Regions from separate parts of the Homo sapiens genome. Here region 2 is linked to region 1. Evidence: chromatin loops called from intact Hi-C (ENCODE). Cell type or tissue: IMR-90. All regions are shown on one strand. Links, peaks and the distances in the headings refer to the core of each region. The heading gives the core; the rest is flanking DNA.

Region 1 (5,389 bases), core at 155-5,154:
CTCCATGCTTGGGAGAGTTGAATTACTTAAACCAAAGAGAGGGCTGGCTATAAAATATTTAGAGATGAGAGACATAGTAGGAGAAAATATAACGGAATAGGAAATATATGGCCTTCCCCTAGCATATTTGTAAAGTACTGTCTTACTGAAAAATTATATAAACACATTATGGAAATAAAACTGAAATAAGGATTGAGAGGCAATACGTATAAATACTCACCCACTAATTCCCATTGTTTCCATTGGCTTCTGCAAAGATACAGATTATACATACATGTGTATGTAAATAATCTTCAAAATATGTCTTATACAGATAAATGTTCCCCAATTAAAGATGAAGACAAATAATCACAACATTATTTTTCAAAAGCCTTTCATGTGACTATCTGATTTTCAACTTATTGAAGGTTGATGCATAACATGCTTTCCAAATGTAATTAGCTGACTTTTTTTATACACATGCCAAGTATTATTTTTCAACCTGGTATACAAACAATATTTTTCTAAGATGCTGTGGTTACTGATCTTACAAGGCCTCATTAGGAATCATTTTTAATAAACATTTTTAAAAAAGACTAAGTTCAATGTCCTTTTTAAAGTAATATTTAATTTCATGAATTCCCATTTACAAGTGGAATGGACAGGAATGATTTTAATATTTTTATATTAATTAATGATATTTTGATGCAATATATATGGCAGCAAACCTCCATATGTGTTACCCATTAGTACTGTGTTTTTTTAAATGGGGATGAAGCACTAATAATCACTACCTGTAAAATAAAGAACATTTATTATTTTGGTGAGTCTAGCAATCTTTTCTGAGTTGTAAGTTCTTAAAAAATAAATTCTAACAATTACAGAATACTGATTTGACTTCCACCTTTTTCGTACTTTTATTTTACCCCAAAGCAAGCATTAAACACATAATCTTGCTAGGAGAGACCATCTTGTTAGTATTATGAAACACTGGTGGGAGTAAGAACCAGTATCATTGATATGCAAAATTGTGCAGTTATCTCTGCAAATCATTAGGAAAATGTTGAAAGGTTAAAAATCAAAACAAAATATAGTGGTGATCCCCAAAACTATTTTGACATTATTTTGACGATGAGTAATTTAGTCTCAACCAAAATCTTTTTTTCCCATTCATAATAATCCTCCTCCCCTCAAATGTCTTTAAAAAATACATGAAACAGTTCAATAACAAAAACCGAAGAGCACGAACTATTTTCAAAAACAGAAAAATCTCTAGTGCAGAAAGAAACCTCAAAGAGCAGATTCCTTTGCAGACATTAATCAATGCGCTTGCAAAGATTATGAAGATTTCTCTTTCCTCTTTGGCGGACAGTCTACTCTATTTGAAGTTTCCACTCCCACTCCGTTTTCTGTTCTTTTTTTAGAAGATCTCGACCGTTTCTTTTTCATACATGAGGCCTGAATATTAGAATCTTCTACCCACCTCTGAAGCCAGAGAGTAATTAAGTTCCATGTTACGTAGGCTTGGATCGTGCAACTGGACGACAGAACAGCAATTTTAGCTGCCAACACATTTACATTTCCAGTAAGGGCATCAGGATTCCGATTCTGCGATCCAGCCAGGTGAAACCCAACAGTGAGTACGGAAACAATTAAAGTCACAAGTCTACCCAAGATAAACACAATGGCCCACAGAGATATGCCTTTCTGGTACTTTTCATCACTAAAGTAAAACAGGCCGCACATGTGGGAAAGTAATTCAACAAAATAATGCAGTACCAAAAGAAGAAGTCCCAAATGATTCAAGTACAAGAGATAAGCTCCAGTAATGTGGAAGAGGTGAAGACCAATGTAGACAAGTTGACGAGGGATGTCTTGTTTTTTGGTTTTCTGGAAGTAGAGTTCAGGAAAAGCATGAAACCAGTAAGCCAACTGGGATATGTAGAAAAACTTCATTTGAAATGTCATCATGCTATGGGGACGAGCCTTCCATATAAGAGTTGGGTCTGACAGGCAGTTTTCAGAGATTAAAATGAATGTGCCCCAAATACAAGAAAAAAAGTAGAACACACTAAACTGACCAGACTCGTTAAACTTGTTTTGTTTCGCTTTGGTGAACTGCATTCTCTTGTTAATTTTATCCAACACATATTCCTGAATTGTGGCATGAATAATGATTGCCACCAGCATGTAGAAGAAAACCGTGGCCAAATCTTTGACACCATAATAATAGAGGGACTTTGAGCCCGTGGCTTGTTCCTCTGCTGCAGGGACAGCAACACTGTGCTGAAGAGTGAGAAACACGATGGATGCTTCTGCTGTTCCCTCGAACACAAGCCCCAGCAGGAAGAACATCCCCACGCAGGAGACGATGTCCGCATGATTCTGCAGGATGAATTCCTGGCTGAGAACGGGGGGGTTCTTGGTGCTCTTCTTACGGAGCCCCATGGTGGCGCTTCCCGGATACTCACCGGCGAGCCGCAGCTGCCTCCCCCTGGCTGCTCCTCACAGCGCCGCCGCCACGGTAGCAGCTCCGGGGGCTCCACTTCCCATCCCGAAGTCAGTCCCGGGTCGCAGCGGCCGCCCAGAAAAAAAATAAATCAAAGGCGAGGGCCGAGCTGAGCTGAGCATGCGCACCAGGGGGACGGCGGAGGCAGGGAAGGAAATCGAGCGCCGCGCCCCTACCCGGCGCCAGGCCCGGGGTTGCGAGCGGTGATCTTCAACGTTGATCGTCGCATCTTCAAACTCGCTGCCACCGCCAAGATGCTCCTGAATTCTTTTTTTTAGTGGCATCTTCATTAGTAATCATGATAAACCTATAGAGCTCTGGTTATTCTTCAGATCATTAATTATAACAACAATAGCATAATAATAACAGCAAACTCCCAGTACTAATTACCAGTTGCTGTGCTAAGCATTTTATTTATATTTATGAATTTAACTTTCCTGAAACACCCAGTGAGGTAGATACTGTGATAATCTCCCCTCCCCCACCCCTTTTCAAGAGACAAAACACTGAGGCACAGAGAGGTTAAGTAATATGGCCAAATTCACCTCCCTAGTAAGGGTTAGAGCAAAGATTTAAATCCAGTCCGGCTCCAGAGCGCCTGTTTTTCACTATTACGCTGTATTGTCTCTTATTGTAAATCAATTATACCTGGAAATATTTACTAGGTCAACAAGATAGCATATTAAAACTAGTTCCCCTATTTGCAATAATAATAATGTTTGAAATGATAACGTCTAGCCAGTATTTTGAAAGACTGGCACTTAGAGGGAGAGATGTATTAGTTCATGGAAAGGTCTCTTTTTGGCTACAAAGCTCAAAACTTAATTTCTTCATTATAACAGAAAAGAACCTCATATGTCATTTGTGTAGGTTTTGCATATATGGAGGAATTGTGAATTGAAGTTTCCCAAGACTTCACGTAGGATTTGGAAACTTTCAAGACTGGAACAGCCAGAAAGTAGAATCCTCATTGAACACTTGCAACATTCAGACAAGATCCAAGGAAAGCTACACTGTTTTAAGTAAGGCTAAACTTGCCCTAAGGATAAAGCTAATTCATGCTTATAAACACAAAGTTTATAAGAAGCCTTGAAAAGGTTAAGGTACTCTAGGACTGTCTACCAGAATGCCTACTTATGGCCTCTAGGTGCATTGTTGGCATTAGCATGAAAGGGTGGCTTAATGCTCCAAAAGTGGGATTTCTAGCAAGCAAGACAGAAAGTAAATGGCCTTTTATGACCTAGTATTAGAAGTTATATTATATAATTTTCAATACCAAGGTAGGCACAAGCCTGTTTTACTTCAAGGTGGAGTGAGGATGGAGGGGAGGGTGTGGACCATACACATCAACTTTTAATGAGAAATGTACCTAGTATTTGCTAATTTTTTAAAAATAGCCACATCCTTTCCGTTGGGAATAAATTTTGTTTCCTCTGACATGAAATATACACTTTTTCCTTCCAATGCAAACAATAGTCTCATATCAATATAGCATCAGGTTCAGGCTTCTTACACAGGATATTTTTGTAAGCTAAATCAGATCCAGGAGCAGATAAAGGAAAGTCCTATCCTTTGTTGTACTTACTCTTGGTCTGAAGACTTGTGAACTAAAAGAATAAAGTTTTTGGCTCCCACACACCCAAAGCGTAGGAAAAATGCAACAGACACTTCCATCTACGAGTGAGAAAATGGATGCACACAGCAGTCAATAATCAATAATAACTATAAGATACATCCAGGTAAAGTTCCTAGATTTTGGTTTGAGTCCAATCTTCCTTTCTAGGAAATGGTGAAAGATTTTTTTCCCTAAAACATGGATTAAATATTATAAGTTGATTTGTTTCTGTATGTTGGCTTGCATATATTAAAAGATAAAAGACACTAGAAGCCAAATAGTGTTAACGTAATACTGTTTATCTTTGTCTTTGTCATGTAATAGTCATTGATTATAGAATTAATTCTGGAGTATTAATTACACATTAATACTTCAAGGAATTAACGTTGAATAAACAAGTTTACAGGTGGAATCAACAGAACAACATATGAATCAGTTTCTGATTATCCTCAATCTTTCTTGGTCTCATGTATTCAGACGATTGCCAGGCATTGGTCGAATTATCTATTTAAAATGCTATATTGATTTTGTTATAAGAAACATTTGATTTAAAAATATCAATAAAAGTTCTCACGATAGTTAAGGTACTGTATTTCAAATAGGTGTTAATAATTAGTTCTTGCTGTTAGCTATGCAATACAACCTTTTGATGTCTGTATTTTATAACTCAATATTATTTATATGAATAGCTTAGCTATAAAAAGCTCTTTTAAATTAGTTATGTGTCTTTTAAAATAATTACCTTAAAATATAAACTGACATTGATTCTGATTTTGCTAAAATAGTAAAGTACAGAAGAAACATTATAATATAGAGGTAGCCTCACTTTTCAATATTTTTATATCTAAGAATAATATATATGTGTATATCTCTATAATACCAACCTTTTAATAATTTAAATTTGGATTATTCAATTACTTGAATTGAACATTAATATTCCAGAATTCAGTTGCATTTGAAGAAGCAAGAAATGTTGCTTTGAACTTCAAAATATCAGACCCAAGTCTGATTTTTAAATCGATGTTTATAATTAACATTTATAATTGACTGAGCTCACCAAATGCTTAGCTCAATTAAGCAAAAAAATACAGTTTATCTTGTGCATGAAATTACAAAGTCTCTTGGGATTTGATTGACTTAAAGTTTTAAATAATTTAATTAAAGATATATTTATTATTTTAAAGTCATTTTTGTAATTGATAAGACATGTTAAAACATGAGCTTTTAGAAGAACACACCCTATGCAATATGGCTAAATATTTATCGTAATAAGGAAAACTCAACAT
Region 2 (5,389 bases), core at 317-5,316, 120 kb after region 1:
AGGCTCTAGTACCTAGACAACATTTCTAGGCACACCCTGGACCAGAAGGGAACTGACTGCCTTGAAAAGAAGATGTATTCCCGGCAGGATACAATATCTGTTGACTAAAGAGACCATGGGCCCTGAATAACCAGCAACAATACGCCATGGGCTTTAGGTGAAACTCTGAGATGCGCTGACTTCAGATGAGACTCAGCACACTGTATCCAAGCTGCAGTGGCTATAGTGAGAGATTTATTCAGCTTGAAAAAAGCACAGGGAAAAGTAAAAGATACTTTGCTTTGCAACTTAAGTACCACCTCAGCCATGAAGGGTAGAGCACTAAGTGTGCCCTTGGGGTCCCAAATTTCAGGCCTTGGCTCTTAGTTGGCACTTCTGGACCTGGGCCAGAGGGGATCCTACTCTCCTGAAGAATGAGTTTCATGCCTAGCAGCATTCATCACAGGCTAACCAGAGAATCCTTGAACCTTGAGTGAACATTGGAGGTGGCCTGCCAGTAAACTCCATGTTCCTGTGGTTATGCTGATCATAGAATGAGGCTCCTCTGCCTGTGGAAAATGGAAGTAAGAATAGGGAGGATTGCATCTTTTTGTTCAAGTGCTGTCTCAGCTGCAGTAGCAAACAGATCTCTAAGGTTTATGACACGAGTCCTTTGCTCCTGGACAGCATCTCTGGGTCTTCCTAGGGCCTGAAAGACTTGTCACATTGAAGGAAAGGACACAAACGGGCACATCTAAGAATTATTGGCCCAACAGAGGAGGGAGGGAAAGAGATAGGGGTAGAAAGATTATTCAAAGGGATAACAGAGAACTTCCTAAACCTAAAAAAAAAAAAGATATCAATATCCAAATACAAACAGGTTATAGAATACCAAGCACATTTAAACCAAAGAAGACTAAATCAAGACCTTAATAACCAAATTCCCGAAGATCAAGGATAAAGAATGAATTCAAAAAGCAGCAAAAGAAAAGAAACATACAAGGGAGCTCCAATAAGTCTGGCAGTAAGATTTCAGTGGAAATCTTACAGGCTAGGATAGAGTGGCATGATATATTTAAAGTCTGGAGGAAAAAATATCACCCTAGAATAGTATATGCAGTAAAAGTATCCTTCAAACATAAAGGAAAAATAAAGACTTCTCCAGACAAACAAAAGAAGAGGGATTTCATCAACAACAGACCTGTCCTACTGGAAATGCTAAAGGGAGTACTTTAATGAGAAAGAACAGGATGTTAATGAGCAATAAGAAGTCATTTGAAGATACAAAACACACTAATAATAGTAATTATGCAGAAAAACAAAATATTATACTACTGTAACTGTGATTTGTAATCTACTCTTTTTTTGTAAAGAAAACAACATTTTATTAAAATCGAAAAAATTTCCCCAAAATACATTTTTGAGTAAATGAAAAGATAAGCTACTGGCTGGGAAAAAATGTTTTATATAAACAGCATATTTTACTCTGTTTGTATCTTCACCTATCCCTCTACTTTCTTTTTTTATTATTATTATACTTTAAGTTCTGGGGTACATGTGCAGAATGTGCAATTTTTTTACATAGTTATACATGTACCATGGTGGTTTGCTGCACTCATCAGCCCATCATCTACATTAGGTATTTCTCCTAATGCTATCCCTCCTCTCGCCCGCCATCTCCCAAACAAGAAAGGCAAAAATGGGTAAATGGGATTATATCAGGTTAGAAAGCTTATGCACAGCAATGGAAACAACCAATAAAATGAAGAGATAACCCACAGAACAGGAAAAAATATTTGAAAACTCCCCATCTGACAAGGGATTAATAACTGGAATATATAAGGAGCTCAAAAATCTCCGTAGGAAAAAATTTATAATAAACCAATTAAAAATGGGCAAAATATCTGAATAGTCATTTCCAAAAAGATGATGGACAAATGGAAAGCAGGCATATAAAAACGTACTCAATATCACTGGTCATCTGAGAAATGCGAAACAAAACTATAATGAGATATTATCACACCTCAGTTAAAATAACTTTTATCCAAAAGACAGTCAATAACAAATGCTGGTAAGAATTTGGGGAAAAGGGAACACTTGTACACTGTTGGTGGGAATGTATATTAGCATAACCACTATGGAAAACAGTTTGGAGTTTCCTCAAAACACAAAAAGTAGAGCTACCATATGATCCAGCAATCCCACTGCTGGGTATACAGACAAAAGAGGGGAAATTGGTATATCAAAGAGATATCTGCACTCCCATGTTTGTTGCAGTACTGTGAATAATAGTGCAGATTTGGAAGCAACCTAAGTGCTCAGCCACAGATGAAGGGTTAAAGAAAATGTAGTATACATACACAATGTAGTACTATAGTAATAAAAAATAAGATCCTATCTTTTGCAACAACATTGATGGAGCTGGAGGTCATTTTCTTAGGTAAATAAGGTATGCACAGAGAACAAACATTGCATGTTCTCTCTTATTTGTGTGTGCTAAAAATGAGAAGAATTGAATTCATCAAGATAGAAAGTAGAACGATTGCTACCAGAGGCTGGCAAGGGCAGTGGAGGAATGGGAGGGAGAGGATGGTTAATGGGTACAAAAATATGGTTGAAAAGCATTACTAAGACTTAACTATTTGATGACACAACAGGGTAACAATAGTTAATTTAATTCTACCTTTAAAATAAAAGAGGAGTATAATTGGATTGTTTGTAATACAAAGGATAAATGCTTGTGGGGATGGAGTCCCTATTTTTCATGATGTAATTATTATGCATCATATGTCTATATCAAAATATATCAGGTACCTCAGAAATATGCACACCTGCTATGTACCCACAGAAACTAAATACTTAAAAAGTGACTTAGACTGAATTCAAATGAACAATTTAGCCTTGCACATAAAGGAACCAGAAAAAATAAAATAAAATAAAATAAAATAAAACATTTTTAAAAAGCTAGCAGGAGAAAATAAATAATTGAAATTAGAAAAAACTGAATGAAATCAAGATGCAAAAATCCAATAAAAGATTAATGAAACTGAGATTTGTTTTTTTGGAAGAAAAAGAAAGATCCAAATAATCACAATCAGAAACAGCAAACGTGATATTACTACTAATCCTGCAGAAATACAGAAGATTCTCAGTAACTACTATGAACAATATTAAACAAAGAAATTAGAAAATTTATCAGTAAATGAATAAATTCCTGGAAGCACACAATCTCCCAAGATTGAATCTCAAGAAAGATATTGAAACCCTGAACAGACTAATACAAACTTGTAAAATTAAATCAACATTAAATAACTACCAACCAAAAAGAGTCCTGGTATATATACATTTATAGCCAAATTCTACCAGGCATACAAAAAAGACTGATACCAATCTCATTAACACTATTTCAAAAAGTTAAGGAGGAGATCTCCCCACTAACTCACTATAAAACCAGCGTTATCCTCATACCAAAATCTGTCAGAGACACAATAAACAAAAACAAACTATAGACCAATATCCCAGATCAACATAGACACAAATATCCTCAACAAAATATTAACAAACTGAATCCAGCAGCAAATAAAAAAGTTAATATACCATGATGAGGTAGGCTTTATTCCAGGGATATAAAGCTGGTTTAACATACACAAGGCAATAAATGTGATTCTACACAAAATCAGAATAAAAGACAAAAAACATATAATCATCTCAATAGAAGTAGAAAAATCTTTCTATAAATCTATTATTCCTTCATGACAAAAACCCTCAACAGACTAGGTGTCAAACGAACATATCTCAAAATAATAAGGACCATGTATGAAAAACCCACATCCAACATCAAATTGAATGGGCAAAGGCTGGAACCATTCCCCTTTAGAACTAGAAATAGCCACAAAGAAAGTAAAATATGTAAGAATACAGCTAACCAAAGAGGTGAAATATCTCTAGCAGCAGAACTACAAAACACTGCTGAGAGAAGTCAGAGATGACACAAATGGAAAAACAATTTATCCTCATGAATTGAACAATATCATTATAATTAATTTCATATGTCCAAAAGCAAGTTACAGATTCAATGCTATTCCTATCAAACAACCAATGGCATTTTTCACAGAAATAGAAAACACTATTTAAAAACTTATATGGAACTAAACGAGAGCTCGAATACCCAAAGCAATCATGAGCAAAAAGTATATAGCCAGAGGCATCACACTGCCCAATGTCAAACTATGTAGTAAGACTACACTCTCCAAAACAGGATGGTATTGGTACAAAAACAGACACATAGACCAAAGGAACAGAATAGAAAACTCAGAAATAAAGCCATACACCCACAAACATCTGACTTTCAACAAGGCTGAGAAAAACAAGCAATGGGCAAAGGACTCCCTATTCAATAAATGGTCCTGGGATAACTGGCTAGCCATATGCAGAGAAACCAAACTAGACCGTTATATTTTGCCATATGCAAAATTTAACTCAAGATGGATTAAAGATTTAAATGTAATACCAAAACTACAAAAATCCTAGAAGAAAACCTAGAAAATACCCATCTTAACATTGGCCTTGGGAAAAAATTTTTGGCTAAGACCTCAAAAGCAATCGAAACAAAAACAAAAATTGACAATTGGGACTCAATTAAACTAAAGAGCTTCTGCATGGCAAAAGAAACTATCAACAGGGAAAACAGAAAACCTACAGAAAGGGAAAACATATTTGCAAATCATGCACGCAACAAAGGCCTAATATTCAGAATCTATAAGGAACTTAAAGAAATCGATAGGCAAAAACAAACAACCCCATTGGAAAATGGGCAGAGAATATAAACAAACATTTCTCAAAAGAAGACATACAAGCAGCCAACAAACATATGAAAAAACGTTCATCATTATCAGCAGTCATCAGAGAAATGCAAATCAAAACCACAATGAAATGCCATCTCATACCACTCAGATGACTATTATTAAAATGTCAAAAAACAACAGATGCCAGTGATGGTTTGGAGAAAAGAAAATGTTTATATACATCATTGGTGGGATGCAATTTAGTTCAGCCACTGCGCAGAGTAGTTTGGAGATTTCTCAAAGAAATTAAAATAGCTATATTGAACCAATTAGTTCCATTACTGGGTATATACCCAAAGGAAGAGAAATCATTCTACCAAAAAGATACATAGACTCATATGTTCATCACTTCACTGTTCACAACAGCAACAACATGGAATCAAGCCTGGTGCCAATGAATGGTTGAGTGGAGAACGAAATGTGTTACACACACACCATAGAATACTACACAGCCATAAAAAGGATAAAAACATATCCTTTTCAGCATCATGGATGCAGTTGGACGCCATTATTCTACGTGAATTAATGGAGGTGGAGAAAACAAAATAGAGAATGTTCTTATAAGT

Evidence for each region. Peaks named below come from ENCODE experiments on the same cell type or tissue, not always from the same donor. Only the 100,000 strongest peaks of a DNase experiment are listed, where the experiment ranks them.
Region 2: it touches region 1 in a loop (15-fold over the local background); 1 of 110 quality-filtered maps calls a loop at or near these places.

What each region holds. Positions count from the first base shown.
Region 1 is chr4:117,082,967-117,088,355 of GRCh38, forward strand. TRAM1L1 (translocation associated membrane protein 1 like 1) reads right to left here and starts at 2,610. Exons shown (of 1, transcript NM_152402.3): 1 at 588-2,610. The coding sequence starts at 2,427. The coding sequence ends at 1,318. LOC105377388 (a long non-coding RNA gene) reads left to right here. Exons shown (of 3, transcript XR_939103.3): 2 at 3,359-3,510. In IMR-90, for the core only: no CTCF peak of the experiment used is centred there; DNase peaks (open chromatin) are centred at 2,355 and 2,475; H3K4me3 peaks cover 891 bases; H3K27ac peaks cover 439 bases.
Region 2 is chr4:117,201,027-117,206,415 of GRCh38, forward strand. No RefSeq gene overlaps it. Among named protein-coding and RNA genes, the nearest start is that of TRAM1L1, 120 kb to the left of the region's middle. In IMR-90, for the core only: no CTCF peak of the experiment used is centred there; no DNase peak of the experiment used is centred there.